6 separate regions of the Mus musculus genome follow, and regions 1, 2, 4, 5 and 6 are each linked to region 3. Evidence: chromatin loops called from intact Hi-C (ENCODE). Cell type or tissue: heart. All regions are shown on one strand. Links, peaks and the distances in the headings refer to the core of each region. The heading gives the core; the rest is flanking DNA. Region 1 has its middle 150 kb from the start of Gm815. Region 2 overlaps Gm35438 (a long non-coding RNA gene). Region 3 overlaps Gm35438 (a long non-coding RNA gene). Region 4 has its middle 160 kb from the start of Gm815. Region 5 overlaps Gm35438 (a long non-coding RNA gene). Region 6 holds the start of Vldlr (very low density lipoprotein receptor).

What was found. A loop is a pair of places that touch in the nucleus more often than their neighbours do. Peaks named below come from ENCODE experiments on the same cell type or tissue, not always from the same donor. Only the 100,000 strongest peaks of a DNase experiment are listed, where the experiment ranks them.
Region 1: a loop joins it to region 3, with 2.9 times the contacts of the local background. A loop is called at or near these places in 5 of 42 quality-filtered maps.
Region 2: a loop joins it to region 3, with 2.1 times the contacts of the local background. A loop is called at or near these places in 3 of 42 quality-filtered maps.
Region 4: it touches region 3 in a loop (2.2-fold over the local background); 5 of 42 quality-filtered maps call a loop at or near these places.
Region 5: it touches region 3 in a loop (17-fold over the local background); 3 of 42 quality-filtered maps call a loop at or near these places.
Region 6: it touches region 3 in a loop (2.9-fold over the local background); 4 of 42 quality-filtered maps call a loop at or near these places.

Annotation. Positions count from the first base shown.
Region 1 is chr19:27,033,900-27,039,109 of GRCm38, forward strand. No RefSeq gene overlaps it. Among named protein-coding and RNA genes, the nearest start is that of Gm815, 150 kb to the left of the region's middle. In heart, for the core only: no CTCF peak of the experiment used is centred there; no DNase peak of the experiment used is centred there; H3K27ac peaks cover 1,185 bases.
Region 2 is chr19:27,302,550-27,307,759 of GRCm38, forward strand. The region is part of intron 2 of Gm35438 (a long non-coding RNA gene); the gene reads right to left. Among named protein-coding and RNA genes, the nearest start is that of Gm35268, 7.7 kb to the right of the region's middle. In heart, for the core only: no CTCF peak of the experiment used is centred there; no DNase peak of the experiment used is centred there.
Region 3 is chr19:27,098,170-27,103,379 of GRCm38, forward strand. It overlaps Gm35438 (a long non-coding RNA gene), which reads right to left. Exons shown (of 8, transcript XR_003952921.1): 8 at 3,502-3,959. Among named protein-coding and RNA genes, the nearest start is that of Vldlr, 120 kb to the right of the region's middle. In heart, for the core only: no CTCF peak of the experiment used is centred there; a DNase peak (open chromatin) is centred at 1,982; H3K27ac peaks cover 1,111 bases.
Region 4 is chr19:27,040,015-27,045,224 of GRCm38, forward strand. No RefSeq gene overlaps it. Among named protein-coding and RNA genes, the nearest start is that of Gm815, 160 kb to the left of the region's middle. In heart, for the core only: no CTCF peak of the experiment used is centred there; no DNase peak of the experiment used is centred there.
Region 5 is chr19:27,173,047-27,178,256 of GRCm38, forward strand. It overlaps Gm35438 (a long non-coding RNA gene), which reads right to left. Exons shown (of 8, transcript XR_003952921.1): 5 at 1,715-1,762; 6 at 1,023-1,253. Among named protein-coding and RNA genes, the nearest start is that of Vldlr, 41 kb to the right of the region's middle. In heart, for the core only: no CTCF peak of the experiment used is centred there; DNase peaks (open chromatin) are centred at 2,755 and 3,725.
Region 6 is chr19:27,214,069-27,219,278 of GRCm38, forward strand. Vldlr (very low density lipoprotein receptor) reads left to right here and starts at 2,952. Exons shown (of 18, transcript NM_001161420.1): 1 at 2,952-3,628. The coding sequence starts at 3,547. The region is part of intron 3 of Gm35438 (a long non-coding RNA gene); the gene reads right to left. In heart, for the core only: a CTCF peak has its summit at 2,822; DNase peaks (open chromatin) are centred at 2,903, 3,483, 3,753 and 4,143; H3K4me3 peaks cover 2,200 bases; H3K27ac peaks cover 1,702 bases; H3K27me3 peaks cover 1,571 bases.

The DNA of each region.
Region 1 (5,210 bases), core at 766-4,765, 64 kb before region 3:
AACTTTAAATATTCTGCAATTGTATGCATGATTTGAATCTGTATATGGATGGCGATATCTATTTGGATGATGATATTTCTGGGCATTCTAAGTGGTCATTATACCAGTCATTATTTATTTACTGGCAGATGCCACTGTATTTTAATTACATGTCACACCCCATAGTGTTTTCTAGTCACCTTTTTGTCATAGACGGAACCAAAGAGGTAGTAATGCATCTACAAGTCATATAGTCATACAGATCCTGATCTTTGTATTTCAGCAACTTTGCAAGTTTCCATTTCTGAACAAGTCCTTCATTTATTTCTGGAAGTCTTTCTAAGTGCTGAGATTACCTCAGTGCCAGGAACTCAGAAATCATTCCAAAACAATGTGGAGGTGCAACAACAATAAATTAAAGCACAAATTGAATTGTGCCTATCACACATGATGCCTCTAGTGACAATAACATAAAAGACACAGTGGTTGAAGCAATAGACACATTTATTTGGCTCACAAACCAGGCAAAGTCCAGAAGCAGATTTTCCCATACTGCCTTGCAATTCAAGACTACTCACCGACCCCACCCTCTGTGTTTCTTTACTGTTGCAGCCTTGGACCATTGGCTTGTCTGATCACATAGTGCTGTAGCTCCAAGAACCATGCCTTCAAGCAAGGGCATCTACATGTGGTTTTTGGTAACAGGAAGCAAATGTCTTGAAGGAGAATCTACTCCCTAACTGCTCCTGTGGTCTTATTGGTCAGAACTGAGGTCACCTGCCTCTTCTCAAGTCATTCTCAAAAAAGGAGAGATAGGATTGCCATCTGTGGCATAAACTGATTTTGTTCCATCTTTTCAGGCCAGAGGAAGGGCTCCCTCCTTCTTGAGTGTGTTGTTTTATAACCTAGAGGAAAGTGTAGTGAGGGCAGATATCAATCAACAGTTTTGCCATGGACCCAAGCTGAGGGTTTTGTCTCTATACCATATTTTCTCTGCCATGTCTCAGGCTCTGTGTTTGTTTCTTCCCCAGAGTATGAAAACCTCATCCTTCCCCATGCTGCCCTGACTTTGACAACCTCAAAGCCTAGAGGGAAACATGATTTCACACTAACTCTGGCCAGTCCTTGGTGTAAGAGCATAAACTTCCCTGATTCCAAACAGTTCCATTCTAATATGTGGAGATAAGTAAAAGTTCAGAATGCTATTGGGGAGGTGAAAGCCGGGTCCATAAATGATTCTGATAATCTTTCAGAGAAGGCTCATAACAGGATTTGGAACTCAGACGGCCTCCTCTGAATGGGAAAGAGGCCAACTCGGCTACAGGTTGAACATTGTTTAGGTGGAAGAACAAGAACAGCATTGGATTATACCTTCAGTGTGCACAGGAGAAAAAAGTAAAGGTCAGGTCTGCAACAGAAAGTCACCAGGATGCTTGGAGGACTCGGAGGAACATGTGACTTTGGCCAAAATACACATAGGCACAGATGTGGCAGTATTCAGTCAATCAGTACATGGATATCTATGTACAATACTATTATATGTAAAATTACTGCATGTAATCTTATATGCCAAGTTTGAGTGATATGACATGGCATGATATATGGGTCATCTATATCATAGCAATACAATATGTTGATGATAACTTAAAATGCATCACACACTGACTTTGATAAGCAGATTCAAGGTACCTTCCTTACATAATTACTCAGAATCAGATGCACAGGCAAACCTACTATATTCCAGAGGCTAAGTACCCTGTGCAGTCTCTCTGATAAATGGTGGACCCAGGAATCAGAACTTAAGGCTTGTGTGCTCTTCAGCCCTCTCTGTCTCACCCTTCTTCTCTTGCTTCCATTGGAACCCTGTGCAGGCGATGCACTAATGAGCTTGGATATGGCAGCAAGTCCAGCTAGTGGGCACAGATGCACAGACCAGACACCAGAGAGAGTGGAAGGACATTTATCAGAAACAAAAATCTGGCTAGAGAAATGAAAACAATAACGCCTTTAATTATTTTAAATGTTCAGAGAATTAAATAATTTATGGTCTTTGTTTTATAAGAGTTCCTGAAATGAATAGAAAAGATGGACTGTTGTGGTATTTCTTCTTTCTCTGTCCTGTAATTCATGCAAATATATGCAGGTGTTATCAAGGTTTCTCAGCAGACATTCTATAGTCTAGAAAGGATGTTCATTAACTTGCTAAGCCAGATACTCCCTGTTCTTTCTCTCAATTCATTTGCCTAATTTGTTTGTGCAGGCTCTTCCAGGCACTGGGTACCAAAGAGGACAATAGAGACTTGAGAAGAAACACTGAATCCTGCCTTCCATTTCTACTTGCAGCTGTAAATCCAGCTGCCAAAGACTCTTTGCCCTGGACAGATTCCCCTAGACCTTCAGCAAGGTACTGCCATATTGGAGGGAGCTTACAGAGCCATGAGAATAGAGGCCCGGAAAACAAATGGTGGGGAACAGAGAATGTTAAATAAGTCCCATGTCTTTCTGATTGAAGCAAATTCTAGATCTAAAGCCCTAGGAAGGTTTTGAGACACCAAATCCTACAGGATTCAAAAATATCAAAACATTCAAGAACTGCATCAACCAAGATTACTCTAGTAGGTTAAAAAGACATCCAGGTGAATGGAAATCATACTAATACCTTAATGACTAAGATGTTCAGAGATCAAAATCATTTACTGCAGCAGTGTTCTACAGAGTTCTGAGCTGGAGGATAAAGAGGAGTGTGTGAAACACGGTCTTCTGGACATATCATAGCCATGACACTCATGAAGGCACAGCAACTATGATTACCCATACAAGACCAACCCTGTCAAAGTCCTAGCATGGAGGGGGTGTGGCTTTGGAGGACCCACCCCAGCTGAGGAGCTATTGGCAGTCTGTGGGTGCTAGCAGACAGTCATTTCTCTTTAGTGGCTATTGGTAGGTTGCCCATGCTCCAGAGGATGGCTCTATACTTAAGGTGAGCATGGAGCAGAACCCATGGGACTCAGTAGTTATATGAAAAAGTAACAGAGGGCATCACATTGGGAGGGGCCTTGGGGGAGTCATTGTGGGGAAAGATTAGGGAATAGATAGGATAAACATATATTAGATACATGTATAAAATAAAAGGTAGAGAAGAGACTGAGGATATAGCTCAGTGGTAAAGGGTTTTCCTAGCTTGTATGAGGCCCTAGATTCAATCCCTAAGACTCAAGTAAAAATTACCTATAAAAGAGATTCTCATTTCACTTATAGAGGGGCACTGGGTTGTTAGAAGTGTAGATGCCTGCAATTCCACTCTTGGAACCCCATGAAGAAATATGTAACTCCTGCAGCTGGTTGATGACTTCATAGCCACTCTTTTGTTTCTGGCTTTTGGCTTGACTGATGACCAGAATACCTCCCCTGAACTTTCCTCTGTGCATTGAACAGGCAACGATGAGAAACACTCTTGAAACAATGCTAGAATTCTCCACCTTTCCCCCCCTTTCTTCTCTTGAAGTTCTTATTACACAAGCCCCCACGAACCAACATGCTCCTAGAATCATCCCATCCTTAGAAAGGCCTGAGCACTACCAATGCTTCCATAGAAAACATCTCTCCATGAAGACGGGAGACAGGCAAAACAGCTTTCCATGTCTGAAGCATCTGGCATCTGGAGGGTATATCCAATTATGATCATGTCTCCGATGGAAGAGACGGCATTATGGAGCCCAGGAGACACCAAGCAACCACTTCCACAAAAGCCTGAGCAAAGAGTAGTATTTATTTCCATGCCCAATTGTCCACTTCTACAAAGAAAAATCATTGAGGCATGTCCTCAGTTCTTACCAAGCTTGGGAAATTTACAGTGAGTTTTGGAGCTTCCTAATGTGCACATAGGTGTTAGGTTCATTTTTCATGATAAACACCCATTGACCAGAACCCCCCTGGAATCTGCGAGCCTTGGGAGTGTGAGGGGTTGGTGGCATTTGCAGACCAGTCCTACAAAAGGCACACTGTCCAAAGGTACATTTGCCTCTGTGGGAGCTGATCTGCGGGGAGAGAGCCTCAAGTGAACATGCTGGAACATGAGCAGTATGCCCCTGGGTTAAAAATCCCAGCAAACTATGAATGAATGGACAGAGAGGAACAGGCTGTCCCAGGATGCATCTTTAGCTTCCAAAGTCCTATTTGATCTTAAACAGCTGGAAACTCTGTGGGGCATGGAAACAGTAACACCCAGAGGGTGTTGTGTGGAGGGAACTGGTGTTGGAGTTAGAGGGCCTACTTAGAGTTTCAGCTCTGCCTAGCCTGGCTACGTGACCAGAAGCAGGTCACCAAACCCTGCCCAGTGTGGGTTTTCTTGTCTGTCCAGTGAAAAGCACTGCTTTCTCCCATAACCTCACAGGGCTCGTCATTCTTGACTGCTTTTCCTGCACACAGTGTACAAAGCCCCTGGTGATGCCTTAGTCAGCCTCCAACAGCAAGATTAAAGCAGGGAAATGATCAAATTAATATTACTTTTGTGGAGAATATAACACTAATCGCCATTGCTACCAGCTGCTGGGCTCTTACTGTGCAGCCGGCATTCTGCTAGGACTTAGAGAGCATTATTTATTGCTCAAGGTCACATGACTGGCCAATCCTATTGATAGAACTCAAACCAGACACTTAGGACGCCACAGCCAGAGTCTTAACCCTGTGTGTACTTTATTCCTTGTGACCAAATAAAGCTCTTCAAGCCCTCACTTGCAGAGAGCAAATGAGAATGTTCCAGCTTGTCTCTTAGGCTATTAATAACCAACCAAGCAACCAACCAAGCACTCAAAGAATACCCAAACACAGAGATATTATTTTTGTTGTTACTGTTATTTTGTTTGAGCAGGGTCTTACACTTAGACTAACTGATAACCCAGCAGTCTCTTGGCATTCATTCCTAAGTGCTGGAATCACAGATATGCATCTAGAAAATTTAATTTTAAACCTTCATTATGGAGTTTAATTCAATGATAAATGTGCAGGAAAAATGTGTTCGTGTTTTTACCAGTAGTTACGAACATTGCTTCTTGTTTTATAGTGGGCTTTTTCTTTGTTAGATTAAATGGGTTTCCACTCTCAACACACACACACACACACACACACACACACACACGAGAGAGAGAGAGAGAGAGAGAGAGAGAGAGAGAGAGAGAGAGAGAGAGAGAAAACAATAACAAAATATCCACTCCATGACTAATGTCCAGGAA
Region 2 (5,210 bases), core at 546-4,545, 200 kb after region 3:
TATAGTCTTCTACTTCCCACTAATGCTCTTGGGGGATTGTGAACGGCAACAATTTGAGAAAGTAAAGCAGAGGCCAGGCAGAATGAAATAGGAAATGACGTTTCTTAGTTACTGTTCTATTCTTGCAAGGAGACACTACAACCAAGGAAACTTATAAAGGAAGCATTTAATTGGGGGCTTGCTTAAAGTTTTAGTTTGTGACCATCATTGCAAGAAACAGACAGGCATGGTGCTGAAGCAGTAGCAGAGAGCGGCACATCCTGATCTACAGGCAGCAGGAAGAGAGAAACGCTGGTTCTGGCATGGACTTTTGAAACATCAAAGCCCACCTCCCAATGACACACTTCCTCTAGCAAGGCCACATCTCCTAAACCTTTTAATCTTCTTCCAATAATTCCACTCCCTAGTCACTAAGCAATCAAAAATATGAGCCTATGGAGGCCATTCACATTCAAACCACCACATTCCATTCACAGACCCTTTAGGCTTGTCGCCATATCATAATGCCAAATTAATTTAGTCCAACTTAAAGTCTCCATGGTCTTTTCCAGTCTCAACACTGTTTAAAATTCCAAAATTGAAAGTCTCTTCAGAGACTCAAGGCAATCACTTAACTGTAACTTCCTGCAAAATCAACATCAATAAGCAGATCACATACTTTCAAAAATACAATGGCACAGAATATATATTACCATTCCGAAAGGGAAGAAAGTATGCATAGTGAGTAAATACTGGACCAAAGAAAGAGCAAATATCAGTGTAGTAGACTTCAGATTCTATACCTTCATGTCTGATGTAAGAGCTCTTATGTAAGGAAGAGGGCACTTCCCTTCCATCTTTGCTGACTTTAACACACTTTTCTCTCTTAGGGTGGTTCTACTTCCTGTTAGCAGCTCTCCTTGGTAGGTATCCCATGACTCTGGCATTCCCAGCAACTTTGGATCTTCAAGGCAAATCAGGCTTCCCTTTCACAGCTTCACACAGTGGTCTTTCCAGCCCCCCATGGAAGAAGTCTCCTGATATATGCCTAGCCTCATGAGCTTTCTTTTAACTATAGAGAAATATTCCACAAGCCCTTTACTCTTGTATACTTCTTGACTCTAAAGCCAGAACCACATAGCCAAAGCTGCCAAGTTCTTCTGCTTGCTAGGATTAGAACCCTCCCCTCTTCTTAAATGACATTCTATAAGCTTTCCATTATTGACGGTTTTCTTTGTTACTTAAGCTTTCCTTTCATTCCTTTTCCTAAGTTGGAAGCTTAGCTGGATGGGGTAATGCCCCCCAACCCCCTGCCAGGCCACCACTCCCTTTATTCCATTTAGCATCAGGCTTTTCTTTAAACTTGTCATCTCCTTGGACACAAGACTTGGCTATCCTATCCCATTACCTGCTGCTCATTTTCTTCTCAGAGTGTATATTGTATATTTTTCTTTATCCCATTTGCTCCTTTTCATTGTAGATCTTCATAAGAGTGATCACTAATACCATGACACAGTCAACACTACGTGGTCTTGAAATCTCCTTGACCATTAGTGCAAAATGTTTCAACTTAGCTTCAGGAAGATTTTTTAGGCCAAGGAGATAGACCAATGATACTCTGTGCCAAAATATCACAGGAATAATCTTGAATATTCTTCTCCTCTGAAGCTTCTTGCATTCTGCTCCAACAGTTACACATTGCTCTCTGTACTACATCTCCCATGTTTCTACTAGAATGGCCCATTAAGCCTCACTTAAGACATTTCACCACAAATCTCAAAGGCTTCCTTCCATATTCCTCCAAACAACAGCATGATATGGCTTGTTATCAATAACTCAATTCTGGTACCAACTTTTGTCTTACTGTTTTATTCCTGTGAGAAGACACTATGACCAAGGTAACCTATAAAAGGAAGCATTTATCTGGGTATGTGCTTACAGTTTTAAAGGGTTAGTCCATGACCACCATCATGGTGAGAAGCAGACAGACATGGTGTTAGACAGTGGCTGAAAGCTTTATATTCTTATTTGGAAACAGCAGGGGTTGGGAGAGAGACTGAGCCAGGCATGCGGTATTGAAACCTCAAAGCCCACTCCTAGCAACATAACTACTTTCAACAAGGCCATATTTACTCCTACAAGGCCATACCTTCATATCCTTCTCAAACAGTTCCACTCCCTGGTGAGCATGAACCTATTGGAATCGTTCTCATTCAGAGTACCACATGACTTGTATTCCTAAGATAATTCAAATAGTATATCTTATGCCATGCATATTTTACCACATGGGCGAAAAACAAACAACAAGACCCTCAAGATGCTACAAAATGAATGGCAATTACTATAGGTTGATCATTTTAATCTGAAAAGTATAAAACTGTAAAATGTACAGCTTTTACAAATAAAAAGTCCCATACCACAAAACTTTGTTTCATGCATATAATTAATGTTTAAGTTATACAGAATTTTCTTCAGGCTATATGTATCAGCTATAGGTGAACTAGAAATGAATTTCATGTCTGCTCATGAGTATTGTTTGTATATAGCTTCCATTCACAAGCTTTCTAATTATGTATATGCAAGTATTTCAAAATCTGACACCAACCATTATATGTAAAGATGCTCATCCTGTACTTGTGTTATAATTTTTCCAAGTCTTGGTAGTGCCACCAGAAATGGAATTAACACTGTCCTTGAGCCACTGTAATAATTACACAGTGGGAAATTATAACAGAGGGAAAGGACCTAGTCTAGTGTGAGGCCTTCTATGGGGCTCTGCTTGTGGTCATCTCTGTGTTTTTACCTAACACTAATAGTCCCATTGATTTACACTTCAATATTTGTTGTTGCTAAGGCAGGTAGATGTGTGGTTCACTTGATTTTATTCCACATTTAGTCTATTTGTTTTTAAAGCTGCCATTTTAAGTGCAGTTTTACCATCTCTAACACCTGGAGCCAATGGGAAATTGGTGTTTGGGGAACTATCTTTAATAGGTACAAGAGGCAGACTCACTTGGCACAAGTTACTTAACTCTCAGTGAGGAGATACACACTGTAATCTGAAAAACCAAAGCAGACATTAATTGGGGTCACCTTTCATTTTTCAGGGTTCATAGAGTCAGGAGAAGAATGACGACTGTTATGGGGCTGAGGAGATGATTCAGTGGGTAAGGGTACTGTCCGGGTTAGTTTGCTCTTGTTGTGTACAGTGGGTAAGGGTACTGTCCGGGTTAGTTTGCTCTTGTGTTTTGACTTGCCGCAAGGTAGAGTCATTTGTGAAAAGCCAACCATAAGTAAGAAAATGCCTCCATTGAGACAGCCTGTAGTCAGGCCTATGTGGTCCTACTAAGTGCTGGATGTGGAAGGTCCTGCCCACTGTGAGTAGCACCTCCTATGGCCAGGTGCTCTTGAAGTGTGTAAGAAAGCAGGCAGAGTGATCAATAAGGAACAAGCCAGTAAGCAGTGTTCCTCTACATCTTCTATCTCAGTTCCTGCCTCCAGGTTCCTGCCTTCAGTTCTTACCATGACTTCCCTGATGATGGACTAAAACTCTAGGATTAATCCACTTTTCCCCAACTTGCATTTGGTCATGCTGTTTTGTTACCAAAATAGAAGCCCAGGCTTAGACGCTTTCCTAAAGACCTGAGCTTGGTCCCCAGATCCACATAGTGAAAGGAGAGAACAAACTCCCACAAGTTGTCCTCTAACCTCTCAATGTGTGTGTGTGTGTGTGTGTGTGTGTGTGTGTGTGTGTGTAAAACAATAATTAAAAATAAGAGGTCATGAATTTAGAGGGAGTAGGGTTGGGAACATACAACGGAGTTGCAGGAAGGAGGGCAGCTGAGAATGATATGTAAATACAGCGCTCTCAAAAAAGATTTTTAATTTAAATTTCAAAATAAAAAAGAGGCTATTTTACAATTTAAAAGAATGACCATTATAATCACATCATTATAATTGTTTGTGTGTGTGTGTGTATATATATATATATATATACATATATATATATATATATATATATATATACACATACAATATATATATATTTATATATATAAAGTTATACTGCTTTTAAATCCAGAGCAGGGAACATAAAGGTTAATCCCACAAATACACAACTTCTAAAGGGTACAGGAATTTCCCTTCACATGCTGGTGGGTTAAATGCAGAGCTAAGGCTGGGTGGAGAAAGTAAACAGTGAAGTAGGAGTGAGAGAAAGAAGATAAAAGCAAAAGCGAGCAGACCAGACAAGATCAAAGAAAATATGACCAAGACAGACAGACAGACAGACACAAGACACAGAGAAAATGAGGAGCACGAATGACATGGCACAAAATAAGCTTCTGGTTATGAGGCAATTTCAAGAGTCCTTTGCTTTCGTCACACTCTATGACCATTTCTCCTGGGCTCGGCACTGATGACTACACAATCCTGTTGCTGTCCATGTGTTCCATGCTCCAGAGACAGGATTATCCACTTAAGTACTCTAGGCAGAAAGGTAGAGATAATCAAGCCCTCTCTGCCCCTGACCACCACTGCCAGGTTCTACAGATGCTGTGTGACTCTGACTGCTTATTCTACTGGTTCACACCATGCTCTCCTTACACCTCATATAAGAACCATGGCCTTCTCTCAGGAAATGAAGCAAGAATTCACAAATTAGACTGAAAGAAACTTAAAAGTTTCTGCACAGAAGACGAAATAATTAGCTGATCAAAGTGACAGTCTGCAGACCGTGGTCTTTGCTAGCTATTAATTTGACAAGGACTTACTATCTAGAATATATATTTTTAGAAATACCTAAAAATAGTAGACAGAATGCTCCAAATCATCTAATTAATCAATTAATTGACAGATAAATGAACAGTTTTAATAAGAACCACAAATGGATAAACAATCCATCAAAAATATTGCTCAGCACCATTATCTATCAGGAAAGAATGCATACCAAACTATACTGAGACTCTAACTTTCACCAGTAAGAATGGCTACAGCCAAACAATGAATATTTGTGAGCATGCAGGGGTAAGGAACTCTTATATGCTGGATGTATAAAGTAAATTAGTGTGTCCACTACGAAAACCTGTAAGGAGGTTTCCAAAACAATAAAAACAGAACTATCATATGATCAACCTGTATGATTCCTGCAAACATATACCTAAAGGAATCCATATCAGCATACAACATAGATATGCACATGTATGCTTAGCTACAGTAGCAAAGCAGCGAAA
Region 3 (5,210 bases), core at 441-4,440:
TATAACCTTCAGGTCAGCATTTGCTTTTCAAGTAGGCAAGCTGAGCTTTCTGCTATTATAGGGGTGACGCTGGCAGAAAATGGAGATAACCCTGGGAGTTCGGGGTCCAGAGCAGATCAGTCCATAGGGTTAAGAGAAATGGTCCTCAATTGTGTCTTTGGAATATTTCCTGCCCTAGAAAGGTTGCCCTTGCCATGACCTAAGGATGTAGTCCTTCTGGAGTGCTGTAGAGCACCCAGCTCTAAGTCCATGCTCCTGCAGCTGGATCAACAGCCACGGGTAACAGCTTAGCTTTACTGAGCTTCCACACATCTCAGTTACCTCCTCCATCTTTACCACCTTCTCCGGAAGGCTCTAGAGCTGCTTTGTGCTGCTCAAGAACTACTGAGACACAGGCAGGATCCATCACATACCTCAGCCTCAGCCTCAGAAGCAGGACTTACATCCAGCCATGAGATTCTTGCAGCCTGGCCTGTGAGGTTCCATGTTAAGTCTCACAATAGTGATTAAAGTAAGAAAGGGGAAGGGCTGGAAGAAGACTTGTTAGAAAAAGCTCTTGCCATGAACGACTGGAGATCCTCAGTACCCACAAAAAAGCTCAGGGCCATGGCAGTCCTTGGATAGTTCTAGCATTAGGGCAGAGGAGACAGGATCTGCCAGGCAAGATGGCTGACTAGATCCACTAAATCATCAAACTCCAAGTTCAGCAAGAGCCCCCGAGATAGAATGGAGAGTAATGGAGGAAGATGCCTGCCATCAACCTCTGGCCTTTGCACACATGTGCAAGCACATACGTGATGATACACATACACACGTATGCTCACAACACACATAGTTACTCATACCCATATAAAAAATGTTTTGATCATGAAGAGCTACTGGGAAGATAACGTGCTTTGTTAGGGGTTTCATGGACCCTGCTTCTGCTGGCATACTTTCTAATGGAACACTTCCAATAACAGAGGAGCACCACCCAAAGCCAATGGGCTGCGTTTGGACTCCAATTTTACCCATAATACCCACCTCACAAGTAGAGACCTCACAGAACCTGTATTCATTTCACCCTACCTAAATCATGGCTAATTTCTGCTATGCCATCAAACCCCTCCTTCCCCCAGAGAGTAGAATACAGACTGACTTAGAATCAGAAGTCTCCAGCTGCCACCTGCATTGCTAATGCCAGCTAAATATATTTGATGATTCTGGTCTCATTTCTTTGTCTGTGGAATGAAAACTAATACTAAACACAGAGGAAGGTATAAGCGAAAACACAGAGGTGCAGAAATGCCACATGGTGGACATGTGGACCTTTGGTGTTGTCTGTCCCATAAGACAAAGAGGTCATCACATTACAGCACCCCACATATCTGTGAAAGCACTGCATAGACCTCAAAGAACCTTTCTTTGTAGTATGAGCATCAGTCTTGGTCCAGTCTTGGACTATCTCTATTTTATATTGCATCTGGAATCCTAACCTCTCCCCAGCTTTGGCACTTGGCATCTCTGCATCCCAGGTCTAGGAATAGGAATCCAAGCTATCCGATAGAGGTAACCTGGCACTTTTTGGCAACTCCATCTACCTAAGGTGAATGATCACCCTTATAAAGTCCCACAGTCCCACAAGCAAGGTAACTAACTGCCTAGAGATGTCATGAATCCAACTGCCAGCAAGTTAGTGTCAGAGAAAGGAGAAGTGGTTTTCTCCTGTAGCCAGTAGAGATCCAGTTTAGCAGGTACTGTGGTGATGGTATTCCAACAATTTGCTCTGGGTAATGACAGATGAATGAGGTAAGTGATACAGGATGACCTTTGAGAGAGACTGTGGTCCTGTGATCTCATGTGACTGGTTCTCTGATAAGTATCACTTGAAAATGACACCAGGCATGAGCAGCTGTGGCAGGCTGTGAGCCACCCTAGGCAGCATGCCATAGCCTGGGGCATTCTCTGACTCCCTGATTTTTTTTTTTTTTTTTTTTTTGCAAAGGTCTCTCCATGGGCAGCCACCAGCAGGAGACATGTCTGATGTGACAGCAGGACCTTGACAGGGTGGCTGGAGCATGGCCTGGAAGCAGCTGTGTGCCCGCTGAATGCTCTGCCAGTCCCTCCAGCAAAAGACTGACCCTGTTCCAAGGGAAGCCAGCCCTGGTTGTGCATGGGAAAAGTAGTCCCCTGGGGAGCTGTGGCTGGGAGTGATGAATCCATCCCTAGTGCTTTGAATGGACAGAAGGAGATTAGACTGGGGGGTGGGGGGCATTACCCACCCACATGGACCTCAGCAATCCCCTCCTCTGGATTCTGACTGTTGTAGCAGATGATAGAAAACTCATAATCTACACAGAGTACACTCAGCTTTGTGAAGATAAGGAGTGGAGATGCTGGTGCAGGGTGGGATCCCAAAGCCCCTGCAGCGGACACCCACCCACCAGCCACCTGTCCCTCTTCAGCAGGCCAGGCCCACTGGTCTTACTGTGTCTGCACCGACCCTTTTATCCTGAGTGGCCTGGTTCTCTGGGACTTTCTCATTTGTCTTTTTTTTTTTCTACCCCTCAATAAGTCGATATTAGCCCAGAAGCTCAGAATACCCAAGATACAATTCACAGACCAAATGAAGCTCAAGAAGAAGAAAGACCCTAGTGTGGATACTTTAGTCCTTCTTAGAAAGGGGAACAAAATACCCATGGGAGGAGATACAGAGACAAAGTGTGGAGCAGAGACTGAAGGAAAGACCATCCAGAGACTGCCCCACCTGGGGATCCATCCTATATACAGTCACCAAACCCAGACACTATTGTAGATGCCAACAAGTGCTTGCTGACAGGAGCCTGATATAGAGCTGTCTCCTGAGAGGTTCTGCCAGTGCCTGACAAATACAGAGGTGGATGCTCTCAGCCAACCATTGGACTGAGCACAAGTTTCCCAATGGAGGAGCTAGAGAAAGGATCGAAGAAGCTAAAGGAGTTTGCAGCCCCATAGGACGAACAACAATATGAACCAACCAGTAACCCCAGAGCTCCCAGGAACTAAACCACCAACCAAAGAGTACACATGGAGGGACCCATGGCTCCAGCTGCATATGTAACAGAGGATGGCTTTGTTGGACATCAATGGAAGGAGAGGCCCTTGGTCCTGAGACGGTTCAATGCCCCAGTGTAGGGAAATGCCAGGACGTGGAAGCAGGAGTGGGTAGGTTGTTGAGCAGGGGGAGGGAGGGTGGGATAGTGGTTTTTCAGGGAGGAAACCAGGAAAGGGGATAACATTTGAAATGTAAAGAAAATATTTAATTAAAAAACTAGCAATATCTTAGACTTTGATGGCCACAGCTTCCCTTAACTTACCAACATGATGCTCTCATTTATATTATGGAAGCAGGCTTCTCACCACCCAGAATAAGCCTATTCACTTCATTCCATGTCTACTGTCTCTTCCCCTTTGGAATGTCAGCTTAATGGGAGCCAGTATCTTCAGCCATCTGCCATGAGCACTAGAAAAACTGCTAGCAGGTAAGGAGGGATGAACAAAAACGGTTTAATTAATTCATGAATTCAAGCTGGAGCAGGGATGCAGAGGCTCAGAGAGTTTCTCTGTGCTCTGCAGCAGCAGGGAGCCCCAGCACCCACTTTGGGACATCTCATGCTTTCATGAGACGACTCCCCTCTCTCCTAACGGAGACTGAATCACTCTGAGTCATAGTTGTTTGTCCCTTGGTACCCATGTTTCCACTGTGCAACTCTTCCACTTAGGAATGCTTTGGTTGTCTCAAGTAAGAACAATAATCAAGACGTGAGCTCGAAGAGAGGATTTCATTTTTTTCAAATGAGAAACAAACAGGAAGATCCCAGTCTGGTGTCATGAAGGCAGGGTGGTCACAAGGGACCTTGGAACCTCCTTTGTGCCTTCTCTTCTAGGCACGAATGCATGGGTGGCATCGCAGGCTTGTCACATCATGATCACAGGTACTGCTGCTGCACCAGACATCGTGAAAAAAAAAAGAAAAGAAAAGAAAAAAGAAAAGGAAAGTTAAGGCAGAAAGCAAGGTGAAGATATGCCCTTTTACCTAAAGAAAATAAAAGCTATTCAGAATTATATCCAGTTAGGACTAGATGATATGGCCCATCGCCTAAGGAGTATAAACAACTAAAAACAGTCCATTTTCCCTAATGTTGAGCTATTGCCAAAGTCTTCTGAATAAACCAGGTTTTTCATAGGAATGATAAGAGTGCTATCTATTGGATCTGCTAGAGCTGGGTAGGCAAGAGTAGGCATTTGATCCCAGACTGGGCTTAGAAAAATCCCCTTTCTCAAAAGACACACAGCAATTGAGTCTTAAAGACATCTTACGCTGTTGTGTTTCCAAATCTTAGGACAATGTCTCAGTTCTTTAAATTCTGTCTTTTGCTTCATTACCTCCCTGCAAAGGAATCTTCTTGTCTTAAGCTCATTCAATCAAGGTAGTCTCTGTAATTTAGAACCAAAGGGTCTTTGTAACAGCAGCATCCACCTGCCAGCTCTGTCATGTGGTCATCCTGCCTCCCTTGGCAGCTTTACTGGACCAAATGCTGTTTCTCCGGGGTGACATGGCAGTGTAGACATTATGTCATCAGCTCAGTGACACCTTCCTCTTCACCTTCAGACAGTGTGTGCTGAACTCTCGAAGAGAGACAGCTCGTGTAGACACCAAAGACCTGGGTGTGATGGAGCATCGGGACTAGTATCAGTGGGACTCTAACCAATGAAGCTTAGTGAAAGCTGGGTGCCAAAGGCCAAGGCAAGTATGCTCTGCCTTCTGACTGCCAGCCCAGGACCACCTACTTGTTAAGGCCAAGCTCACGGTGACTCATACTGTCACCCCTCCCAACAGTTAGGAAAGCCCCAGGGGATGTGAAGCCCGTGAGTCCAGCTCAGGGCGCCCCTCACCCACCTATTGCACATGTCCATGGCTATGGCAACATTCTGTGTCATAGTATTAGGATTTTTCTTGCCTATGACTCTCTTGCTCTGTCACCTATGAGCTTAACATATATCTTATTTCAATGCATATCTGGCCCTTAAGCTTATGCATATTTTAAACAAGTTTTCTCAAAAACCTCCTTGCAGGTTTTGTCTGAACAAATGGTGTCTTGATCAAGAAACTCCTGGACACATCTGCTTAAACTGAAACCTCTTCTTCATTGCTATTGAAATATTTAAAAGCTTTCTCTATTCCAATAGGT
Region 4 (5,210 bases), core at 262-4,261, 58 kb before region 3:
AAAACTGTTTTAACACCCAGCACCGTGGTGTGACAGCTGGTTGCCCAATACAGTCTCAGGGTCTACCCACATGTGGTGTGCAGGCCATCTCTGCACAATCACATATGGTCACATGTCGTGTTCTTGCTAAGGGATGTACTGATAGTTTGGAGCAGGAAGAACCCTGTCTCCTCTCTGTTGCCTATTCAACGTGTGTTTGTTGAGCTCTCTGTCTACCTAGAGAGTGTTTTTGAAACCCCATGTGAAGGAAAAACTACTGACTCAGTAGGGGGAACTCTGATATGAGCAAGAAATAACCTGGAGTATTGTCAAATCACTGCAAGTTCTGAGTTAGATACAACTGTTGAGATTCTTTCTTCATGTTCCATGCACTGGAAGACAGAAGGCAGTATTAGGTGAAAGCAGGTGGGAAGTTCAGGGAAGATGACACTGCACCAAGGCAATGTGTCCCTCTCCTCCATGAGTGTGCCTCAGGCTTCCAGGGATGGACCCACAGGACACTGGGCATCTGGCCAGGAATATTGTTTCTCGAGTAATCCTGCCTAAACCTCTCCTGTATGGTCTTGTCTGCTAGTATGATGATCCCAGACACTCGAGCCTTGCAGAAACAAAACAAAAATATCACACACACACACACACACACACACACACACACACAGAGAGAGAGAGAGAGAGAGAGAGAGAGAGAGAGAGAGAGAAGGGAAAAGGGACACAGTTACTTCTGCCTTCGTTTACAGTTCTTCAGTGATGGCATCACAAGGCTATGGAAGACAGATGGATGAAAGAGGACTCAGTAGGGGGTCAGAGCTCAGAGATACAGTAGCCTTGAAGCTAGAAACACTGCTGTGTCCAGATCCCACAGCTCAGAACCAGAGGAAACAATGATGTGACATGCCAAGAAGCTAAAGGCCTTAAGAATGGAGGCAGATAGGGGAGACAGATGTATCCTAGAATCCAGTGCCCAAGACAGACCTCTGATGTTCAGAGGCAGGAGGAGGGGAGAGGTCCATCTCTAGTAGAGAAGAGGTAAACAGAGGGGAAAGGGGAAGAGGGAAAAAAGGAGGAGAGGAGAGGATGAGGGAAGGAAGGAAGGAGGGGAGGAGAGGAGGAGGGTAGAAGAGAGCAGGAGACCCATTGATTTGGTAGAGGCTTTTAGGTGTCTTCCTCACTCGTGTGTGAATCTTCTCTTGGTAAAGAGCTTCCAGCAGCCACATTACCAAGGCTTCTGCTATTCCCCAATCTAATCAAACTCATACCCAAACTTAACTACCAAAGGGCAGGATGGTAGCAGTGAAATTTACCCAGGATTAAGGTGGAGCAGGCAGGGTCAACCAGAAATTACCTTCTGGCCAGGGCAGTGATAACCTCCTAAACCATTTTGTTTATTTAATTGTGGAGTAGATGCTTCCTGACCACAAAACCTCACAGCCCACCTGACCTCTGGATGGCTGCCCTGTCCTCCACTTCCACATCTCTTCCTGAGCACACAGGGTTCATTCAGTAGAAGAGAGTACCACAGCGGGCAGACAGGGCCCAGATGTGGGGAGTCAGTGTTCCAGAGCCCCCCTCCAGCCCCCCCCCCCCCCGCCAGGACAGATGTGATCTGGACCAGCCTGTGTGGTCTGTTCTACTTCAGCACAACACAGAGGCATAGCCTACATCTTCTCAGAGCATCCCCAGCAGGATCAAGTCCCAACTGCCCTCCTCAGTAATTGGGTTTAATTGCATACCTTCCTGGTTTCTTCCTGCCTCAGTTTCTCCATTTCCCACTTGTGATCCTGGAGTGCTACTCAAGCAAGCTACTCAAGGCCTTCTCATACTAATACAAAATTCTTCCCTGAGGACCCTTCTTAACAGTGTCTCAAGTCCCTTCTTACTTTAAAGTCCAGGAGTCACTCACAATCGCCAGTTCTTAGCAAGTCCCCATGTTACCAGGGGCAGCGATTTTGACGTCAAGCTTTAGGTTTTTCTGATGTTAGCACTTCTTCTAATCCCTTAAGGCTAACACTGTTCTGTCACAAGCCATTTTTTTCCACATTTTTTCCAGAGCAATCAGGAATTGCAAGCTTGCTTCTCTGACACTTTGATAACTCAAATCAGGAGTGAATGTGTTTTATAAAAAAAAAAAAAAGAAAAAAACATGGTCTAGCTATCTTCTATATATAACTTGATATGTATATCATATTAAGGCATAATTTATATATCACACATATGCGTGCAAATGTAATTTCAATAAACATAATAAGTAATAAACTTAATAATAGATTTGAATGATTTACAAAGTGGACTATCTTTCTTTTTCAGTGGTATCTAGGATCAAACCAGGACCTGACACAAGCAAACTTGTTATCACTGAGCCCCAGCCAAAACTGAATTATCAGTTTTTTTCTTGTTTGAGAACTTCAAACATGTATGTCATGTGCTTCTGTGGAGCTAACGCCTGGCAGGGTTAACAGGACCAAGAACCCATGGCTGGGAATGTCACAGGCCCTAGAGGGGAGCCACTGCTCTCAGTCAACTGAACATAAACCATCTCTTACCCTTCTCAGTGGTGGTCCATTTACCATAAGGTACTAGATTGTGTTGAAATCCAATTTCCACATTATTTTCTCTTTCTTTAAACTTGGGCTTTTAGTATAATACCCATGCAGCTATATCTTAATTCAAGGTCATGAGGATTCCCATCTGTAATTTCTTTGTGTTGTCTCAAATTTCAGCTCTTGCATTTAATTTGTTGATCTATTTGTGGAATTGATTTTGTGTGTATATGAGGCAGGTTCCAATTTCATTTTCTCCATGTGATTCTATAATTGTAGTGTTGCCACTTGTTGACAAAAATATTTTCTTTATTAAATTGTCTTACCATTCTAGTTGGAAATTGACTGAATATATATGTAGGGTAAAGTCTAAGTTCTAAGTTTTATTTTTCTGATTTCTACTCTGCTGGCTTCTTCTGCTGAGAGTTCTATGGGGCTTTTGTTTCGTCTTCATTGAGACCAGGCCTCAATCGGTAGCTTGGGCTGGCTTCAACCTCATTGCATAACCCAGGCCTGAGTTAACCTGTAGTAATCTTTCCTCCTATGCATCTCAATTGCTAGAAATACAGACATTCACAACCACACCTGCCTTATAGTAAAATTTAAAACTAGTATGATAGTTTGTATATGCTCAGCCTAGGGAGTGGCACTATTAGAAGGTGTGGCCCTGTTGGAGTAGGTGTGCTACTGTGGATGTGGGCTTTAAGACTCTCATCCTAGCTGCCTGGAAGCCAGTGTTCTGCTAGCAGCCTTCAGATGAAGCCGTAAAACTCTCAGCTCCACTAGCACCATGCCTGCCTGGATGCTGCCATGTCCAGCCCCAATTAAATGTTGTCCTGACAAGAGTTACCTTAATTGTGGTGTCTATTCACAGCAGTAAAACCCTAACTAACACAACTAGTAAGTAAAAGTTACTTTATCTTTCTCTTAAGTGATATTTTCGCTCTTCTGAGTCCCTTACACTTCCTTTGAATTATAGGGTCTAGTTTTCAATTTCTCTAAGAAATAAGGCCAGGCTGAATTTGATAATGGGCATGCTGACTCTGTAGGGCAATTTGAGAGGCTTCACCATCTGTCCCAGTTTCTTTTCCTGTGTCTGAGACAAAGGCAGAGTCAGGCATTTATGATGCCTCACAGTTCACATCAGGGCAGGGATGTCGGTGAGTGGCAGCTTGATGCTGCTCCTCACATCACATGGAACCAGAAAGCAGGCAGGGTTGGGGGTTGGGTTCACACGCTTGCTTTCTTCATGGACCCAACCCTGGAGATGGTGCCAGCCACACTGGCTAGGTCCTCAAAGGCCCATGAATCAAAGGATACCAAAGTGACTCCCAAGTGACTCTCAAGGAGCCATCTAACCAACACAGCATCTTCAAACACTAAATCTTCCAAAGCAAGCTGCAAGCGCCTTCACTTTAATTGGGTCTTTTAATTATTTTTCAGTAGTGTTTTAGACTTTCCAGAGTACAAGTTTAATAGTTCATTTTTGAAATGTATTCCTATGTTACCCTCTTTGATGTTACTATAAATAGACTTTCATAATCTTGTTTTCTGAATTATTCATTGCCCTTGTGTTGCAATACTGGTTTTGTTGTTGTTGTTTGGTTTGGTTTATTTTTCCTATCACCATGAGATTCTGACAACTTGCCAAACCTACCCAACATTTCTGTTTGTTTTTAGAAGATGTTTTCGAGTTTTCTTTATACACGGTGGGTTGTATACTGCCTCTTCTTCCTTCATGATCTGTTGTCTTCTGCTTTGTTTTCTCATTTAAATGTCCTCAACCAAACTTCGAAGTTTTCAATTTGTGAGAATCCATGGTCCCCTATGTCCTAACCCGGCTTGTGAGATTTTGCTCTGTTAAGAGGACAACAGGTCTAGAGTAAAAAGGTGATCCTTTCGGAATGATGCTGTTCTCTCAATTCATATGGTGGTGGTGGTGTTTTCCTTTCCTTTCCTTTCCTTTCCTTTCCTTTCCTTTCCTTTCCTTTCCTTTCCTTTCCTTTCCTTTCCTTTCCTTTCCATCACGAGGAGGGTTTTGGTAGGGGCTTTTTCAACAGCCGTTGAAACAATCCTTGTTAAAGGTCTTTTTCACCTATATGTGTGTTTTATTCACTGATGCTCTGTTACCAAATCAGTCTTGTATTCCCGAGATAAATCCCTACTTGGTTACAGTATCTACTCTTTTTCATATCTTAGCCATGAATATAATCTTTACCATGGGTTACTTTATCTGGGTGGTTAAATTTTTTTTGAGGTTTGTGTATAAATTTATTAAAGACGATGCTTTAGAGTTTTCTCATTGTCTTTCCTTAGAATGGTTTTTTATCTGATTTGGTAGCAGCATTATCCTGACAGCTGAAATGAGGGGAAAGCATCCTCTCCTTTCTGCCTTCTGGGAGACCTTGAGAACTATCACTGTGTATTCTTTACTGTTGGGTAGAATTCACCAGTAAAGCCATCTGGTCCTGTGCTTTTCTGTATGCATAGTTCCCATGAGTACTATAACAATAATCACTATTACTTACTATTTTTGCTTTTCTACAGGTCTACTTTGATTTCCTTCTGCCTCCCATGCTGGTTGGGTTTTGTCAACTTGACATAAGTCATGGTCCTCTGGGAAGCAGAAAGGTCAATTCAGAAGATGCCTCCATCAAACTGGCCTGTAGGCAA
Region 5 (5,210 bases), core at 734-4,733, 75 kb after region 3:
TTTGGTCTAGCATTTCCTCACTATGTCCCAATTCCTCCTTCTTAGAATAATAGTGTATTCCATGTCATTATATATCAGAGGTATGAGAATTGATTTTTTTTTCTTTTTACAACAGGATACAACTAAGACATTGCCTTGAGTCTCAGACATGACTTTGGACATTTAAACAGTATTGAAACTCACAAACACTATTGTGGCTTTTGGAGTTAGACTAAATGCATTTTGTGTTATGACATGGTTTGAGCCTATAGAGGTCTGGTGGTAGCATTTGTTGGCTTCAATAAAAAATTCCTTCATAGGCTCAGGTATTTGAACAGGTTGTCTCCAGCTGGTACACTGTTTGGGATGTTTAGGAGTTAGGGCCTCGCTGGTGGAAATATATCACTGGGGATGAGGGGGGACGGGAATTGAGAATGAAGTCTAATCTTACTTCCAATTCACTCTGCTTCGAACCTGAAGTGGAAGATCTCTCAGCTTCCTGTCCCTTGCTGCCACACCTCCCTCCAGGATGGACTCTAACCCCTCTGGAACTGTAAACCCAAATAAACTCTTCCATCTATAATTTTCCTTGATCATGGTATTTTTTTTTTTACCACAGTAACAGAAAGGGAACAGATATAATCGGTAACAACCTCTTTGTGGTTCCCTGTTGGAGATGGGAATCTTGGGAGTTGCACTGGTACCACCCGTGCTTTCATTCTGATGAAGCCATTTGGGAACCATTTCTCAGATTATTGTTAGTAACTGTGCTAGATGCTGAGGTGCCTTCATTAATGTCACTCATCACTTCCCACTCTGTCCCATGACTTGGGATGTCTCCCACTCTTACTCTCAGCTCACCTAAGTCACTTCTTCTGGCCACTAGATTATATATCAAAGATGCCAGAGACTTAAATCTGATACACGAGCCTGTTCTGGCAGCCTTCTAGAGGAAGAATCTGTGAGGCCCATGAGTTACAGGACAGTCATCTCAGCTGTGAAAAGGCCAGACTCACCCTACCCCCCCACCTCAGCCTACTTACCAGCTGGATAAGCCTAGCAGACATTAATCATGGCCAACACATCTGCAGAATCACCCAAGGAACTGTCAACTTGAAAAAAATTATAATAAATGGCTTTGATTTTAAGCCACTAAGCACTGGGGTGAGTTGTTCTACAACACAGTCAACAGTTGGCAACGATCATGGAGAACAGCGACCAGAGGGACAGATCACCCAAACTGTAGACACTTTAATTTTCAATGTTGCAGGATGCTGAAAAGAAAAATAAAAGAAGTGTTTCCACAGCCAGGAGTCTGGGAAATGTGAAGTCAAAACTCATTCTAGCTAGCTTATTTGTTACAGGATATCAATGCCTTTAATATAATTAAGGGTAAGTCTTCCATAAGAAGGGATGCTAAACAATATCTCCCAAACTTATATGTTCACAGAATGTTCTCTATCTCTTACCCCATGCTGAGAATCATGCAAAATGGAGTATTTTATAGAATATATCTTGGGGTATAATTGAAGGTGAATTGCTTTCATCCTGCTTCAGGTGTTCCAGAGGTTGAAATATGCACACACTTGAATGATATGGGGCAAGGGATTAGAATTAAATAAAGAGGTCAAGTAAGGTTCTGTCAGCTAAGAGAGTTATACAAAGACAGATGTGGCAGCTTTGTGAAGTGACCCCAACCCCATGACTGAGAGCATGCAAGAGATGAACATCGAACCTGGAGGGCTTTGATGGTGACTAGTTAAAAATCACAGGATGTCTTCTCCTATAACATGACAAAGAATTCAGATTAATTCTTTCAAATACTGCAGTGAAATAGTTTTGTGTCAGCTTTGTCTAATCTATGGTGGCCTATGGTTAATTTAGATACTAGCCTGAATATTGCTGTGATAAAATTTTGTAGATAGATATGATTAACATTCACACCTGATGTATTTTATAACCAGGAAAATAGATTATTCTCCATAATGTGGGTGGGTCTGTAGGTGTGTCTGTGTGGGTCTGTGAGGTGAGTCTGTGTGTGGATCTGTGGGTGGCTCTGTAGGTGGGCAAATGGGTGAGTCTGTGAGTGAGTCTGTAGGTGGATTTGTGGGTGGGTCTTGCAGAATCCATGAAAAGTGTCAAGACCAGAGTCAGAGGTCTCCTACAAAGACATCCTGCTTCAACCTTGCACATGAAGTCATTGCCTGAGCTCATTTGTGGTCTGTCCTCCAGAAATTTGGCTTTGCACAGTTTTGTGAGCGAATTTATTCAAATAACTCACTTCTGTTGGCCTGTCTCTCTGTCTTTCCCTCTCTCTCCATATATATTAAGAATTAAGTAACAGCCTGATGGCACATGTCTTTAATTTTAGCATTTGAGTGGACAGGAAGATCTCTGTGCCACACTCGCGTAGTAAGGGCCTGTCTCTCCTCCCCAGTGAATAAGTAAATAAATAAAATAAAATACAATAAAAACATTCAGAAAGTTCACTCTAACTGCCTCCTTGCCTTGGGTAGGTAAGCTAGCATTAGATTTTCCTGATTTCCTGTTTGGTTCCTAAGAACATCTCTGAGCAGTCAACAAAGAAAAGAGCTCATAATTGTATTCTCATGATAGATAGCCAAGAGGTGACACTGCTCACAGCCCCTTTTAAAGAGGAGCAGATGTCATGAGTCACCTTGTGTGGTATAGTAGATTTGAAGCTAGGTGATGTTTGTGAGGAACTAACAGTTCCTTGTGAGCCACAGTGGCTCAACTTGGCAGGGCCCTAGCACCTATTTATAGCTTGAAATGCAGGGGGAGAGGTCATGGGAGGTGGTTCTCTTGTCAGATGATAACATTGCAGGTCATAGGTAACTTGATGTGGGTTTACTGCAACATGTTCTCTGAATGACTTCCTGGGACAGAGATGAACTACTATAAACTTCGTGTTGATAATCCAATATCCAGTAAGTTAGAAAAAAATTAAAGAGCCAGAAAATTAAAAATAGGTTTGAAAATTGGAAAAAATAATAAATATAATCCAATAACTGGAATACAGAACTAAAACAATGCCCCAGCAGGCTAGGTGCTCTCTTCAGATGTTTGCCCTACACTGTTGCAATAGCCACTAGAACTAGTCCTTTTAAAGAACAAAAACAATTTATATGCCAACCAATCATGGATTTCCTATATCTTATTCAATAACTAGTTCACATCATGATCTTTAAAATGTCCATCTATGGCTAATCATGATGTCACAGGCCTTTAATCCCACCACTTGCCAGGCTGCAATATGTGGATCTCTGTGAGTTAGAGGTCGGCCTGGCCTACATAGGTAATTTTAGGCTAGCCAGAGCTACCTAGAGAGGACTTTTCTCAAACAAACAAACAAACAAACAAAAAGTGTCCACTTTGGGATATAATGTATTTCACATTTATGTAGTTAAAGAGAATCTAGTCAGGGCATTCTTATTGGCAGCAACTATTTAGGTTAAAACTGGAGAACTATTTACATATAAACAATAGTTAAACCACACCAACACTGAGACAAATTGGCATTGCTTATTCAGAGGTGAACTCCACTGGGGTATCCACTTCTAGACACACAGAAGGGCCTGTTGAAACCTTAGTTGCTGGAAGTACATTCAAGAGTTAGCAGCTGTCTCAGTCAGCTAGGCTGTGGTTTTGTTTTTTGCCAAAACCAACAAGACAGCCACAAAGGGCAACACGTGAGCACTTGACCAGTCTTTAGTGCCTTTCATGTCCAACACCAGCCAGGCATTCCTGACTCAGGCCAGGAAACCTGCGATAAGGATGCTGGTGATGAAACTCATAAACATGTAATGTCTAACATTCTGTACCTCCTTGTAGTTCATTATTTGACTGTTATTCTTAACTATTGCGGCTTTGGACCTGAACTACACATACTGTTGCCCCGTAGGTCCCAATATCAACCAACCATTGGGTCAAACATATTTGGGGTAAAAAGTGCATCTATATTAAACATGAACAACAGCCTTTGCTTAATATTTCCTAAACAGTGCAGTATATCAAGTAATTATAGAGAATTTACATTCTATGAGATGTTAAAAAGGAGTCTATTTAAAGTATAAGAGAGAATATGAGAGACTATAGGAAGATCAGAAAATGGCTATATGCAAGTACAACATCTATAAGGGAATTCAATCTCCTCTAATTTTGAAAAGACTAATGTATCCTTCCTCATTTCCAGATACACAGGTAAGATCCCTGTAACAAAACACAGTTTATCATGGGAAATACATACCCATTTGTTCTAGCTGCTTTTCTATTACTGTGTTGAAATATTGTAACCAAAAACAGCTTTAGAAAGGAAAAAGGTTTCTTTGTTTGCACTTTTTGGTCTCAATTTATTTCTGAGAGAATTCAGGACCAGGAACTAAAGGCAAGGACCAGGAGGCATGAACATCCCATGGACGGATGCTTTGTGGAGGGATTGGTATTCCTCTCTAAAGAGAAGACTATTCCAGCTCTAGTAAATGCTTTGTTATGTGTCTAGGGGTGGATGGGAAATCGTAATTACTAGCACAGTGTTGGGATGGACAAAATTGGAGGTTTGGGCTAGAGACAGGCTGGAGAAGTAGCTGTAATTTAGACCTGTATTTTAGATTCAGTACTAGGAGGCAGTTCAAAAGCACAGAAGGGACTAGGACCACACCAAAGCGTCTTTTGAAAGTAGGATACAGTAACTCTAACCACAACTGCCATGGTACATTAATGTAACCTTAGGCACTACTGCCAGCCAGCTGAGACAAGACTTCTTAACATACCTAAAGGAGGCATGCATCAGTCAAGGGAGAGTTTTTCAGACATAGATGCATATATGGAAAGAGAATTAGAAAGAAAGAAGTCAGCATGACCACACCCTGCATGAACTGGTGCTAGAAACCTAACAGGGGCAATGAAGAAAAGGCACACATACAGGAAAGTTGGGATTGAGTGGGCTGTGTGTATTCTAATGGAAATGCAGCAACTCATAACCTCAAAAGGTGGTGGGTTTATTGTATACAGCTAAATAAGGAGGTGGAGGTATTGTGTACAATTGAACTAGGGACAGGTTTAGCCAATCTGTATAAGAGGTCTCTGTAGGGGAGCAGTCCTTGGATGTAGTGAGCATAAACAAAAGGGAGCTAATGGCTGATAGTTTCTGTGTACACTATCAACACTGGCACTTGAAGTAGGTGAAAGGTTTGTCATTTGAAATTCCCTGA
Region 6 (5,210 bases), core at 380-4,379, 120 kb after region 3:
TCTTTAAAAGAGTTGCCTTGGTCATGGTGTCTCTTCACAGCAGTGAAACCCTAACTAAGGCAGGGCTCTTGTGTCTTGGTTTCCTCAACAATGTAAGCCCTTCCTTCAGTCGTCCCAGTGTAGCAGTTAAGCTAATACCAGGTTGTGTACAAACTCTCGGTAGATTAGGTCAACATGGGTTGTGTCCTTCTTCTGTGTCACTGGCTGGCAAGTCTTTCCCTAACAGGACAAAAGGTAAATACTTTAGGCTTTATGAGTGACATAGTCTCTGATACATGAGTATATATATGTATCCAAACCTTTAAACTGTATTTAAAAGCTTTTTTATTCATAGACATTTTCAGAGATGTGTGTGTATTGCTACTCATGAGGTCGATCAGAAACCTTCGTTAATAGCACAGCCACCTTTTGAATGCCTCCTGTTGCCAGGGAGACAAAAAGAGCCTCACACAAACAATGAAATGTCAGGGTCTGGGAGTGATGCCCATGCAACTTCTGTCCCTTAATTAGTAAAAGTTAATACCTTAACCCAGACAATGATAAAGAGGCTGAGGCAGGCTGTGACTTACTGAGTGAAAAATGCTGACTAGATCAGCTCAAGTCAAGCACCCGGGGAAGCCTTTTCTTACATCCTTATCCTGCGACCAAGTCAGCTGGGTTTCCCCTGTAATCCTTATTCATTCATTCATTCATTCATTCATTCATTCATCATTGTGATGGTTCAGATGGAATGGACAACCTTTGCATGCTAGGCAAGCAATCCACCACTGAGTAACAGCCTCAGCCACAGCTACAGTCGCATCTCTGTATTCTACAGCATCTGAAACAACTTTGGAACACAGTGCCGCATGTAAAACAGTGCTGTAATTTTCAACATGTCTCTCTTACCTTGACCAGCTCCCATGGCCTCCTCAGCTAAGTATTGACCCATGGCGGTTGCCTTACATAGCATAGAACCCAGCACTGCTCAGTGTGTGTGCTGTTTGGACACACTAGTTCACTCGGTGGATTGTGGAAGTAAATAGCACTACTCACATAGTTACCTGAAGGCCTCTGTTCGTTTGCCCACGTTATCTACTCGAGATTAATTTATTCTCTTAGTTATCAGTTACTCTCTATGTTAATTATATGCATTCGTCCTTTGGAACTTCTTTCAGCCTCTAATAGGTTGGTCTGAAAGAGACCTGCTTCTTGAGGCCACAGATGATTTTGAGTATCATGTGGGTTGTTTCTGATTTCAGTTTACAGGTCAGATGGCAGGCACAGAAAAGGGAGTGGTTTGTTTTTATCCTTTGAAGTTACACAGAGGCAGAGGCAGTCGAATGATAGACCAAAAAAGCCACCAGGTTGAGTGTAGAGCCATAACTTGGCTTACCAACAGTTTATTTATGCTAGAAAGCATAATACATGTTTGTCAAAGTTAAGTCTTATGTGCCGTATCAATGTTTCCCTTGTCGTGTACCTTTCTCTCTCAAGTAAAACATTGAAAACAAGCTTGTGACGTCTCAGTTAACTATGGAGCCTGTTCATATTGACTATTTATTGACTTCACCTATGTCCCCCACCCATTTCATCAGGTGTAAAGTGACTATGAGCTTTTCAAGCCCCAGGGATACGAAAGTTAGACCATCCCCCTCAAACTTGGTCTGTGGACTGGTACTGGCTGTGATCACGTGTTCACCATGCAGTTTCCGCCCATCTCCTACCCTCTGATTATACACAACAGCATCCACAGTGAGCAGCTTTGAAAGACCCCATCTGCATGTGAGATTATCCATCACAATGAGGCTAAATTACACCGATCAAAATGTACCCTGGCTGAGAATTACCCCCAGGGTCTCCTGGGTACATGAGAACATCTCTCCTAGTAGACTGTCCCCAGAGAACTGCTCAAGAGAACCAAGGTGACATTACAATGCCAGAAGGAAGCTAGGACATGGAATCTGAAATCTGTCAACTTTGATTCATTCGAGGTACAGCAACTTATAAAACAGAAGCACATACACACATATTAACAGGTGAAATAATTTGGAAAAATCTGTGGTATACCACAGAAAGCATCTCAACCAAGGCGATGTGTTCAAGAAAACTGAAGTACACTAAGAACAAACCATAAACTTAGGTCCTGTCTGGCACCCACCTCCCTCCAATCTATCCTCTCTGGGAGGGTTGACTTCTTTCCCTCCACAATGCTTATAATTGAACGTTACAAACTATACCAAGAATAAATCTACCGGGGTCCCCTTCCTCCAACCAGAAAAAGGTTAAGCTTTTAATTACAGGCCCTCAAACTATCATTTTGTGCAATTAGCAATTAACTCTAATCGTTGATGAGAGAATGCAGAGCTGCGCTGGCAATTTCCCTCCTCCCCATCCCAGACTCGGTTATTTTAGTCTTGTTCTATTACAGAGGACAAGCCACAACCGCGGGAGCGCTCTTGTTCTTTCTCTCTTTCTCTTTCACACACTCTTACTTAAAGCCACATTTAATTTTTAACAAAATGGCATCTCAGCTTGCCATTGAGATGGGACTCCGAACCCCACAGCAGAACAGCGGAGCTTTCGCACCCCTCCTCTTCATCACTTTCAGGTTGGAAAGAAGAGTCCCCCGGAAGATGCTACCTACCGACCTCACTACATCAGCCCTTCCTAGGGGCTCAGGAGAGGGAGGAAAAGGGTTCCTTGCTGCCCCCCAGACCCCTCAACTGCCAGCCCCATCAAGCCTGGAGGCGGTGGCAAGAGCAGCAATAGTTGCATCAGCGCTCCTAGCCAAGGCGCCAGGAGGGTACAGTAGCAACTGTAGGGAGCTAGGGAGCGCACAGCTGCTGCGGCCGCAGGTTCCCTGGATCAGGAAATTAGGACAGGCACCCGGGATTGGAGGTGAGGACGGTGCGCGAGCCAACCAGCGGCCGCCCCGGGTCCCCCGTGAGCCCCGGGCCAACGCGCGGAGCAGTCGAGCCCCTGGAGCCATCCGGATGGCGGCGGCGACAGCCCCAGCCCCAGCCACTCACGCACGCACGCTGCCACTTGCCCCCGCACCCTCCTCACTGCGCGCGGGAGAGCGGTGCGTGCCTGAGCTGCTGGGCTGAGCTCCCCCGCTGGGGTCCCCGCGCCGCTCGGCCGCGCTCCTGCGGCCGCCCGGGTGGTTGCCCCCAAACCGCTCACTTGAGCTGTCCTCGGTGGCGAACGGGCTCCCCGCCCCCTCCTCCCGCGCCGTTCCCTCCCCTCTCCCTCCCCTTCTCTGCAACGCCTGCATTATTTTCCGCCCGCAGGGTCCGCGCGCACACCGCGGCCGCGGCGGGGGAGGTGACCGGGTGGGTGGTTGGGTGGGTGGCTGGCGGGGAGTAGAGTGTGCAAGTTGCAGGGAAAGGGTGCCCGCTCCTTGCGTGCTCTCCGTGCTCCCGGCTCTTCACTCCTTCCCCCTCCTCCTCGTCTCCTCCCTCCCCGCCCCCACCTCCTTCTTCCTCTCCGAAGGGCTGGTAACTTGTTGTGCGGAGCGAACGGCGACAACGACGGCGCGACGGAGGCACCATCCGGGCGGGCAGCATGGGCACGTCCGCGCGCTGGGCGCTGTGGCTGCTGCTCGCGCTGTGCTGGGCGCCCCGGGACAGCGGCGCCACTGCAAGCGGTGAGTGGGGACGCGCCCCTCCGCACTCGGCCCGAAACAAGCCGAGGCGTCCGCGATCGCCGCGTTCTGGGGGACCCCGGGGCTCCTCTTGCCCATCCCCTCCTAGCAGGCGCCTCTCCACGCTCCTCTCCTGCCTCCCCTCCCCACCCGGGTGGCGCCTCTGAGCTGTCAGAGCCGAGGTTACTGGGAGCCAGGCCCGGGGGACGGTGGGGTTTAGGGTGTCCTAAAGCGTCCCTTGAACTTGTTGTCATTCTTCTGTGTCCCCCTTCTTCCCAGAACCTCTGTTTTACATGGTTTTCACCCCCCATTGACAAGGGCTAGGGGATGTGGGCTTTGGAGCCACTGAACAATGGTTCTGCCTCCTCTGCCAGGCGGGCTGTTAGGACCGTGGCAGAGCACGGGGCCTGGAAGCCCGAGTGCGCCCCTCAGACTTAAGCAGGGTTGAGAGCGCACAGTGGGTGAAGGTGGGCGTCTCCGAGGACACCGGGCGCCAGGTGCCGGCCGAGCCGGGAGTCCTCGCGCTGCCGTGAGCAAGCGCACGTTCGGTGGGCGGCAGCCTGGAGGCCGAGCCATGACAAGTACGCAGCCTGCGCCCGGGACTGAGACTCCCCAGGCGCCGGGCCGTCTCTCGGGCTCCAAGAGTGGCTTTCAACTGGACTGTCCTCCGAGTGCTTTTCTTTCTCCCATCCCCGGGGATTCCGCAGCTACTGCGGCTTTTAAAAACCTCTGGGGTCTCTGAGATAACTGAACGGGGGAGGGGAGTGGGATCAAGACTTAATCAGGTTACTTTGCCGAGCCTCATTCTGGGCAACACTTTCCCCCAGAGAAACTGAGTCCCAGTGTAGTGACTGTAATTAGCCTTTATTCTGCACAATACGGCCCGAAGGTGTGGAGCTGGAGCGTGTGACTGGAGCTTGGGGAGGGCGGGGTGACTACTGTCGAGTCCCAGGGGGTCGGCACACTGGCTTTGGAGCCCTGTGTGTTTCCAGCACCCCATCTTGGGTCACACAACTTTCCAGAGCAGGTGATAAGATGCCTTCCTAACAAGGTCCGCGTCTGATCCTTGGCGGGCCACTGAAGAGGTCTTAGAGGTCTTAAGAGGTGACACCAAAGTGCTTGCTTGCCAACCAGCTCTAGGTAATTAGGGCAGAACGCTGTCCCAGCTCTAAATAGTCCACAATCCACATCTCCTGTCGCCGGGTAGCTTAGAAGGCCCGCCTGCGTGCGGTCACGTGTGTCCTGGAGTGAGAGCGAACTTTCAAGTGTGTGGTCAAGCTGTCTGTCGAGCTATGCTGGGGTGTTTAAGTCTCCCAGCGCCCCTGGGCCTTTGGTTCCGCTGTCCGGAGCGTGAGAAGCTGGGCAGGGCTTTTCTGCCCCATGCGATTGGCTGGTAGCTGGATTGCGTTTAGCTTGGTCACGTGTCTACGCGGAGTTAATTGAGCTGCCCCAGCTGGGTTACCTTTAAGATCAGCCAGGCTCAGAGGGGCCTTTCCCTCTGGCGCTTTCTCCAGCTGCACTCTGAAAAGGGCCCAGGTATCGTGACGCTAGAATCCTTCCTGTGACAAACCTCTGTGCCCAGAGA